Linked DNA regions of Mus musculus: region 2 is linked to region 1. Evidence: chromatin loops called from intact Hi-C (ENCODE). Cell type or tissue: left cerebral cortex. All regions are shown on one strand.

Region 1 (5,000 bases):
TATTCACAGAGGCTCCATGCATGCTGCATGGGGTCTCACTGAGTTCCTATGCGTTCTGCTCATATTGGTTGAGAGGGCCTTATTATCTCTGTGCCCTCTTTCCCCTCTGGCTCTTATACTCTGCCTCTTCCTCCACCAGGTTCATTGACCTCTAAGAGGAGGAGTTTGATGTAGATGTCCCACCTAGTTTAGGGCTGAGTACTCCAAGGCAGGTTTATGAAGCACATTATTTTTATTCATACAAAATAGTTTACCATTAACTCTCCCCCGAGAGGAGAAAAGTCGGCATATGGAAAAAAAAAAACTTTAGAATGTATACATGTATGTATACTTGGTAAGGAACCTTTAGAATGTATATATGTATATATTCTTGGTAAGGAACCTTTAGAATGTAATACATGTATGTATACTTGGTGAGGATAGAAATGGACAAATTGATTTATTTAAAAAATGTTACTACCAAGTTGGAATTAATAGACAGACTCCAAGTCATGGCTCACTCTTCTATTAAAAGAATGTCCTTAAGACTGTCTATGATCAATGGTCATGACAAAAACTACCATGTCTTTATCTCTGAAAAAAAAAAAACAGTAAGAGACAGTATCAGAGTATTTCTAAACATATGACAGGTGCTTAATCCTGAAGTTTTTTTTCTTAAAAAGCTAAAATTAATAAGACAGTCATCATCTGCATACACAATACATATTCTGTGACGCTCTACCATGGCGTATTTAAACAAATAATTCAGACAAGGCAAACAGCTGATACAGGAGAAGTTCAGTTCCCTCAAATGTCAGAGTTATGTTGAAACTTCTGTTTCATACATTGCATTTTGCTGTGCAATTGAGCTTGAGACTTGGGAAGTGACACACACCTTTGTTTTTCTTCTTTTCCTTTCTTCGTTTTCTTTTCATTAGAATCACTCCCATTTAATATGATTTTTAGAAAAGCTTCTTACAGTTCAATTGTTTATAACCAACTCTTTCAAATTTACCATTCAAATAAAACACGAAAGCTTGAGTTTAGATGTTCATTTATAAATGTGATACTGATATTATGTTCATTTTTCCACTGAGCAAATGTACAAAAGAATTATGATTTATCATCAGTCCACCAACATATTCGTTATACACTCTGAAATCATTAGATAGGCAGAATGCCAGGTGCTGCACTCATGTAGAGTTTTACCTTACACCTGAGTGAGTAAACTAAATTGAATTTACAAGCACCTATGTCATTAGTTAGTATCAGTAACACTGGAAATATGAGTAGTGAAATCAGATTACCCTACTGTAAACACGAGTATAGGAACTCCATCTTTGTAGGTGTGATTTGCACGCATTTAAATTGGCATGGACATCTTTGAAAACAAGCTGTGTATGAATTCATAATGAGCGTGAGAGTAGCCACCAATCAGAAAGTGTCATTACCCTGTGGTTCCCACTTGCACGTTTCATTACTCTTTTGGATTCTGAGCTTTCCTTGCTCCTCTCTCTTTCCTTCTGATTGACTGTAAGGCATGGACTGAAATCCTTAAACTAGGATCCGAGCCACAAACAGCACTGAGCAGCGCGGAAATCCGAGGAAACCCTGCTTTCATTTCCAGCATTCCTGGTAAAACGTTGACCCTAGACCTACAACATTTAAGGTTCCTGTCACAACTATTCCCGACCTGAACCCTCCACCCACCTGAAAATTATCCTCTGAAATTCGCTTCACTTTTCTCCAGCGTCATCAAAAACCCTTCCTAGTGCTATTGAAGAAAGAAAAAGAAAAAGAAAAAAAAGCCTTACTCAGGCTTGATAATCTGCTCCTCTTCAATAAAGAAAACGATAATAATGTTAACAAATACACTACAGAAAATCCAACGCCAGTGATAAGCGCCTTAACAAACATTGTAAGTTTAACCTGAAAGCATCCTTCAGCTTTTTCCGCAGGTTTAGCCTGCTCTTCCACCTGCGAGCAGTGGAGGAATTTTTGTTGTCTACTAACCCCCTCTAGCGCCGAATTGGCTGCACCCGAGCCACAGCTGCTGTCAGACGGGAGATCGCTCGGCTCCACCGAGCTCAGCAGAGCTCTAGGGCCCTGCCCTCCACGCACCCCTCTCGGCCGGCAGCAGGGCGACAGCTTGGAGACTGCAGGTGGCAACACCACTTCCCATCAGCTAGTCCCGTGCCTCGGCCCAGGGCGGGGTCCCACCAAGTAAGTAGCCAGTGAACCGGCTTAGGAGAGCCCGGACCTGGGAGACAGGGTATTGAGAAGGGGCATCCGGAGCAAGGAGAGCGCACCGGCCCCCGCGGGCTGCCTTGGACTTGACCACGCACTGCTCAGACCTTGGGCTGCTCCCAGCTTCTAGCCCGACGCCACCGCGGAAAGGCAGACTTATCCAGGCCCCTGGAAGCCCCGCACCAAAGCTGCTATGAAGATGCTAATGACCTCCATGGCGAAGTCACCACCTTATGCGGAATGCTAAGACTTGGGGAAGCCAAGGCGCCAGGCACCAGTAGACTTCCAGCGCTCAGTGACTCCTCTCTGTAGCCTCTTCTCTCCCTATGCTTTCCAAGGACTCAGAACGGGAGAGGTGGCCACAAACCTCGGTGGCCAAGTTTGGGAGGCTAGCACTCAGACACGTCAGGGCTGACCACTACCTTCGCCAAGCTGTGCCCCGGGGCCAGGAGCGCTGACCTGCAACCCTCACCCTTTCTGGTAGCAGAAATGTCTCCAAGGGAAAGGTGGTGTCCAGAGCTGAGAGCACATCGTTACATGGGGGAGGGGGGACGCAAGTGCTTGGGGGACTAAGGTAGCTTCCGTGATACCCAATAAACAGCTGCTACGGCCGAGGGGGGCGGCGCAGATGCCGCCGAGTCGGTGGTCACGAGGCGACACTCAGCCCAGGCTACTCAGTCAAGAGGCTGAGTGCTCAGTCCGCCCCTCCCAGGGACCACTTGAGATCCCGCTGAGCCTCAGTCGCTGGGTTTCCCAGACACCAGACACATGAAAGTTCTGGATGCCCAGACTACCCTTACTATCTGCTGTGCCTCCTCTGCTCTGGGGTCTGTAAGTGCCCACTTGGATGCAGAGAGCACTTGGGTCCCCAGAACTGCACCTTCACTACCCGTCCAAACGTCCCTACCCATCCCCAGTACCGGCCTAGAGCCACCCTCCCCCGTCCACCATCCCCTCCCCCAAACTAGAGCCTGAGCTCGCTCTTGCGCGCGCGCTCTCCTGGGCCCAAGTGAATAGTCCTCGCTCGAGCGGGACACGGTGGTGGATGCAATTCCCCTCGCCTCCAGCCGCCAGGAGCTCCCCGGCGGCGCAGGCAGCATCGTCCCCGCAAGCAGCTGCTCCAGCACCTGGGCAGCCTGGACCCTCGTGCCCTGCGCACCGGGCCTCGCGCGGGGGGCGCCCCGGGACTTCCCCTGCGGACCGGGTGGAGGAGGAAGAGGAGGAGGAGGAAGAAGAAGAGAGCTTGGTTCAGGACCCCCACGCTACTAGGAACACCTGGCTGCGCTGCTGCCACTTCTTTTTAAGGAGGAGAAGAGAACCAACCAGAGCCATGGGGGGCTGCGAAGTCCGGGAATTTCTTTTGCAATTTGGTTTCTTCTTGCCCCTGCTAACGGCTTGGACCGGCGACTGCAGTCACGTCTCCAACCAAGGTAAGGGACAAACAGAAGGGTTGGAGGAGGGTGCCCCGAGTACACTTGTCCACTACTGCAGGTAACTTTGTCCCTGGGTCAGCTCCTCTGGACTTGCCACACTCTGAGTTCCAGGGAGCCCTGATTAGACCACCCGGGTCCAGCGGGCCCCTGGGGCTTTGATCTCTTCAGTCTCTTGAATTCTTTCTGAAGCTCAGACATCCTCAGCACTTGGGTTCCTTCCTGGCAGTTGCCTGATTGCTCCCACTTGCGCAGTCTCCACTGGAGGTCAAGCTTCATGGCACAGACCTAACTGCTTCATGGAGATCTTTCACTAAATGGCAACGTGTGGATTCTCTTCCACAGCAGATTACAAAAAAAAGGTCATGACTTTTTTCTATACACCTGTAACCAATGATCAGCCTGTTTTCCTCCAGTAACTATGGGTCGACCTTACCCTATCTTAGTTTCTGAACTCTACCATTTACTTCGTGAAAATATCCATAGAACAGATGCTCACGGATCGCTGTTAGTGCTTCTCTCTTCTGAAAGAACTGGGCAAACAAGTGTTAAATCTGAAATTCCAAGTTATGAATAATCGATTCATAAAGTCTAGTTGCTGTCCAATTTTTAGAGGACTTTATCAGTGGATAGTGGAAAGAGGAAGGCAAACATTGTGTGAGGGAAAAAAATGATGAGAAGCATGTAAAATATTTGAATATTTTCTTTACTTCCACTCAGTCTTCCATGAGATGTATCTATTTTGATCCCTGCTATGCATGTTTAAAGATATAGAAAACATTACCTGCATGTTCTTGATTGATTTTACACTAGGTATCAAACAGCCATAAAAGTTTTCCAGCAGGTACCTGGCTGGATGCTCTCACTGATACGGTAGGATCACCAATATGTCACCTGTTAGCAAAGACTCTCTACACAGACTTCAAATGTAATACAGTGTTGATCAGTTACGTTTTCCATTTATTATGGAAGATCTATGTGTAATGTTCTAGAGAACATTAGCTGAAAGTACAAATAGAGGTCAGATTATAGTGTGCTTTGTGTGTGATAGGTAGGAGGTTGAGGGAAGACAAGCCAAACATCGAAGGCTTACTTTTGTTATACTCGCGTATGGCCATATTATTTTATCTAGAAAGGAAATAGTTATCCAGATGTTCCTGTTTATAAGCAATACTATTGATGTGTTTTACTTATTACTTTTTATCTGACAAAATGCAATCACAATTTTTCTTTTGGTAAAAAAAAAAAAAAAAAAAAAAAAAAAAAAAAAAAAAAACGTTATCCCTGTGAGTTTGACATGTCACATAAGTGACAGTTATAATTCCACTCTCTTCAGACTGCATC
Region 2 (5,000 bases), 1.8 Mb before region 1:
GACAAGCTGCTTGTAGACGAGGCAAGCCTTTATAATTCGTCATTCAAGTGAAGCACAAAGCTCTTAAAAAAAAAAAAACAAAGATTATGTAACCAAGTGTATTGTTTTCACGTTTTTTTCTAATTTTTTTACTGGTTATTTTATATATTTGCATTTCAGATGTTATCCCTCTTCCCAGTTTCCCCTCTGGAAACCTCCCTTCTTCCGCTGCCTCTTTGAGAGTGTTGCCCCATCCACTCACCCACTCCCTCTTCACCACTTTAGCATCCTCCTATGCTGGTCATCCAGCCTCCACAGGACCAAGGGCCTCTCCTCCCACTGATGCCAGATAAGGCAATCTTATGCTACATATGCGGCTGGAGCCACGGATCCTTCCATTTGTATCCCTTGGTTGGTAGTTTAGTCCCTAGGATTTTGGGATGGGGGGGGGTTATCCGGTTAGTTGAGATTCTTGTTCTTCCTATGAGGTTGCAAACCCCTTCAGCTCCTTCATTCTTTCCCCTGACTCTTCCATTGGGGTCTCTATGCTCAGTGCAATGGTTGGCTGTAAGCATCTGCATCTGCATTGGTCAGGCTCTGTCAATCTCTCAGGGAACAGCTATATCAGTCTCCTGTCAGCAAGAGCTTCTTAGCATCAGAAATAATGTCTGGGTTTGATGGGATGGATCTCTAGGTGGGGCAGTATCTGGATGGCCTTTCCTTCAGTCTCTCCTCCACTCTTTGTCCCTGCATTTCCTTTAGACAGGAACAATTCTAGTTTAAAATTTTTGAAATTTGTGTGTGGTCCCATCCCTCAACTGGGTGCAGTGTCTATCCAGTAGATATGGTCTGTACAGGTTTTATCTCCCCTTTGTTGGGTATTGGCTAATGTCATCCCAGTTGGGTCTGGGGAACCTCTCACCTTCCTAGCATCTGGAACTTTCTAGTGGTTAACCTCAGTTTCCCATCCCCCACTCCTCTCAAATTCCTGACATTCTGTCCTACTCCTTTCTGCTCCCACCTGAAGATGCAGGTATACCACTCCTGTGCATATACTCCAACATATAACAAGGACACATGCCCCACTATGTTCATAGCTGCCTTATTTATAGTAGTCGGAAGCTGGAAACAACCTAGATGTCCCGTAACAGAGGAATAGATACAGAAAATGTGGTATATTTACACAATGGAGAACTACTCAGCTATTAAAAACAAATACTTCATGAATTTCACAGGCAAATAGATGGAACTAGAAAATGTCATCCTGAGTGAGGTCACCCAGTCACAAAAAAAAAAAAAAAAGACAAATGGTACGTACTTACTGATAATTGGATATTAACCCAAAAGGTCAGAATACCCATGATACAACCCACAAACCATATGAAGTAGATCAAAGTGTGGGTGCTTCAGTTCTACTTAGAAGGGGAAACAAAATAATCAGGTAGAGAGAGGTAGAGAGAGGGAGGGACCTGGGAGGGAGAGAGAAGGTGGGGCGGGGGGAGGGGGGGCAGGATCAGGTACTGAAGCACAAAGTTTGAACCACTGTGTGGGGTGGTGCTGCTGCTGCTGCTGCTGCTGCTGCTGCTGGTGGTGGTGGTGGTGTGTGTTGTTGTTGTTGTTATGGTGGTGGTGGTAGTAATGGTGTTGGTAGTGATTTTATTACACTGAAAATATAATGAGTGTCCAGAAAACTCCAGTGTCTGTAGTAACTACATATCTTCTAAATTTATAATTGAAAATGGCTCATGCAAAGACCATTGTTTCTTCTTCTACGTTCATACACTTTTTTTTCTTCCCTTGTGTACATTAGTATCAATCAAAACTACATCCAGATCCAAATCTGGACTTTGTCATAATCCATCTGACTAATGTGCTGTTGAGGAACTGAAAACCACATGCATTTCAATTCAGGCAATACAGTAGACATTTCCACAGTGGATTTTTATAAGATGATTTTTTTTCCCCACTTCTAGGTGGTCCTGATCATGGACTACTATGCAGCACTCCTGGGATGTGGCCACTAGATGTCAGTAACACCCTCCCAACTGAGTGACAATTGAAAAAAGGTCTCCATCATTGCAGATGTCCCTTGAGTTAACCACACTGACAGGATGAAGTACCACTGAGATAAAGAAAGGTGTGAATCAAAACGGCTGGATAAGTCCACTGTCCCTGCATTCCCATTGGAGTGATTTGGTGCAACTCTTTGGATTTGGATTTTGACATTAACATGAAGTTTTCTAGCAGTTAATAGACTCATGACATCACACTGTTCTACAAATTGGCATGGTGACAGGAGTAAACCGTGAAGTTATTTTGTTTGTTCCATGAAATCTTAGCCTAGTGACTGTGCATAATAAATCTTTTGTTGTTGTTGTTGTTAATGTTATTATTGCCTTGGGACCCAAATGAAATGATAATGCACTTTTACACATTGTCCTACTTTCCCTATAGCAGAAGGGAATACTTGTCTTGGTCAGATATTTTGATGTTCTGTTTCTGACTACCCTAAGAACTGATTTTTCCAAAATTTGTTGTAGATGTTCCTGGAAAGATATCAATTGAGTGTTACCAACTGAAGAATATTCTACATATGGGAAATAGTCATAAGCATGTAAATTGTTTGCAATTTCACAGTTATGAACTTATGCTACTGAACATAACGGTAGTCTTTGACTAAGCCCTTCTTTCCATCCATTTTTCTCTCTTTCCTTCCTCCTAGCCTCTTCCTCCCCGCCCCCAGTTTGGCTTTGCTCCTATTTTCATCATTCTCCCCCTCTTCCTTTTTATGTTTTTCTACTTTCTCTCTTTCCCACTCTACATTCAGTTACCCATAAATTTCATAATAGAAATTTGTTAGCAATAAATAATATTAGAATCCATGAGCAAGGATCTATTTATGGGGATAACGCTTTAGCAACAGGTTCCACATCTTCTCTTTCTGTGAAGTCTCAGCTCAATTTCTTTGGCCTGAACCAGGGCATAGAAGAGGAATAAGCAATGGGTTAGCATGGTGATGCAGAGCTTCTTCTCTCATGTCCAGGACCTGCATGCACTCCCTCTGATAGCAATGAATCCAGTAAGTAATAGTGGAAAGAAAGAGGAGGGTATTTATTCAATGTGGCCACTTTGGAAACCAGGACAAAGAGATCCTATTGTTCCCACAAGCAAATCTTCTTGGTTGTGGTATGAAGTCAAGATTGAGCTAAGAATAAAAAGATTTACGTAAGTAAATAGTTTTGGTTAAGGTGTGGTCTTGCTCCATCATTGTCTTACTGTTTCAGGCACCACACATCCGCCAAAGAGGTCTAAAAATTGTAAATTATTTTCCAGAAGGTAAAATCTACTATGTAGAACCATCTGTTTATCCAACTCAATGTGAGATTTAGGGGAAGGTCAAGAAACTTGGAGTGGCTTGTTTCAAGACAGTGGCACTAGTGTCAGACCTACAGAGATAGTTAAATGCTTAGCACACATGAGGCCATGAGACCAATTTCCAGTGTTACTACCTCAAAAAAAAATCTCACAAAAATGAAATAACTAGAAAAAGCTAGATATTTTCATTTTTGTATTGAGCTAAGGTTATGGTAGAAATTTGATTTTAAAAAGCCATTGTCCACCATTCCTGTTTTCCACTTCCTCTCTTCTCTTTTTCCTTCCTTCCTCCCTCCTTCCCTCCCTCCCTCCCTCCCTCCCTCCCTCCCTCCCTCCCTCCCTCCCTCCCTCCCTCCCTCCCTTTCCTCCCTTCCTCACTACCTCCCACCTTCCCTCTGTCCCTCCATCTCTCTTTCCTTTTTTCCTTTTTTTTTTCTCATTTGCATTCATGAAAATTCCTGGAAAGAATCCGCACATGACGGTGAACCTTCTCCAAGGATGGCTGACTGACTAATAATGTATAGAACTCAGAATATTGTGGGTTTAGAGCCAAATAAACATCAGCTATCTTCTACTCTGTCAATAGACATTTTTTTCTATCTCTGTGTCTGATGTAACATCGTTGGCACTATTAGCATGCTCTTTTTGGAATTTATTAACAGACTTCTAACCCCCAGAACATCTCCAGCCTGTAGAAGAGATTTTCTCACTTTCTAAACGACTTTTCTACCTGATGTACCTACCAGTGTACTTGAAAAGTAAGCTGATTTGTGACATTCGTTATTTTGTTACTATACATTAATATTAAACGACAACTGTGCAGAATTTGGAGGCGATCTTCATCTGTGTTCTCAGGCGTGGTCACTCATTGGGTTGAGAACAAGACGGGAGAAAAGTGTTTTGGGGGCTCACAATTCATTATTTTTCTTTGTAGCTTCTCTTTTACCCTGAATCCATTGTAAGTGAATTTCTTTTTATTTTATTTTATTTTTATTATTATTAGGTACTTTCTTCATTCACATCTCCAGTGCTATTCCAAAAGTCCCCCATACCCTCGCCCCCACTCCTCCACCAACCCACTCCCACTTCATGGCCCTAGCGTTCCCCTGTACTGAGGCAGATAAAGTCTGCACGACCAATGGGCCTCTCTTTCCACTGATGGCCAACTAGGCCATCTTCTGATACATATGCAGCTAGAGACACGAACTCCAGGGGGCACTGGTTAGGTCATATTGTTGTTCCACCCATAAGGTTGCACATCCCCTCAGCTCCTTGAGTACTCTCTCTAGCTCCTCCATTGGGGGCCCTGTGATCCATCCAATAGCTGACTGTGAGCATCCACTTCTGTGTTTGCCAGGCCCAAGCATAGTCTCACAAGAGACAGCTCTATCAGGGTCTTTTCAGCAAAATCCCGCAATCCAGAGTGACCAACAACTGACTATTCTTCTGCTTCAGCCTCTCAGGAGGTGTTCTGGCCCAGGTGAGTTTTCTCTGCATTTCTGAAGGCAGATGGAGTTTTGTTAAGCTTCACAGGAAGGTTATAATATCAGCAGGAAAATTGCTTATCTCTTTTCATGTCACACGGAAATATAAAAATGAAGTGCTTTCCTGCCCCTTTAACAGTAGATCTGATTTTCTTTTTCTGT

What was found. A loop is a pair of places that touch in the nucleus more often than their neighbours do. Peaks named below come from ENCODE experiments on the same cell type or tissue, not always from the same donor. Only the 100,000 strongest peaks of a DNase experiment are listed, where the experiment ranks them.
Region 2: a loop joins it to region 1, with 8 times the contacts of the local background. A loop is called at or near these places in 3 of 42 quality-filtered maps.

The regions. Positions count from the first base shown.
Region 1 is chr16:60,603,520-60,608,519 of GRCm38, reverse strand. It overlaps Epha6 (Eph receptor A6), which reads left to right and starts at 2,989. Exons shown (of 18, transcript NM_007938.2): 1 at 2,989-3,656. The coding sequence starts at 3,272. It overlaps Gm9017 (a long non-coding RNA gene), which reads right to left and starts at 1,804. Exons shown (of 3, transcript XR_384917.4): 1 at 1,690-1,804. In left cerebral cortex, CTCF peaks have their summits at 2,009 and 3,293; DNase peaks (open chromatin) are centred at 2,048, 2,900, 3,216, 3,785 and 1 more place; H3K4me3 peaks cover 3,865 bases; H3K27ac peaks cover 2,967 bases.
Region 2 is chr16:62,411,726-62,416,725 of GRCm38, reverse strand. No RefSeq gene overlaps it. Among named protein-coding and RNA genes, the nearest start is that of Gm33797, 58 kb to the right of the region's middle. In left cerebral cortex, a CTCF peak has its summit at 1,997 (motif pointing right); a DNase peak (open chromatin) is centred at 2,008.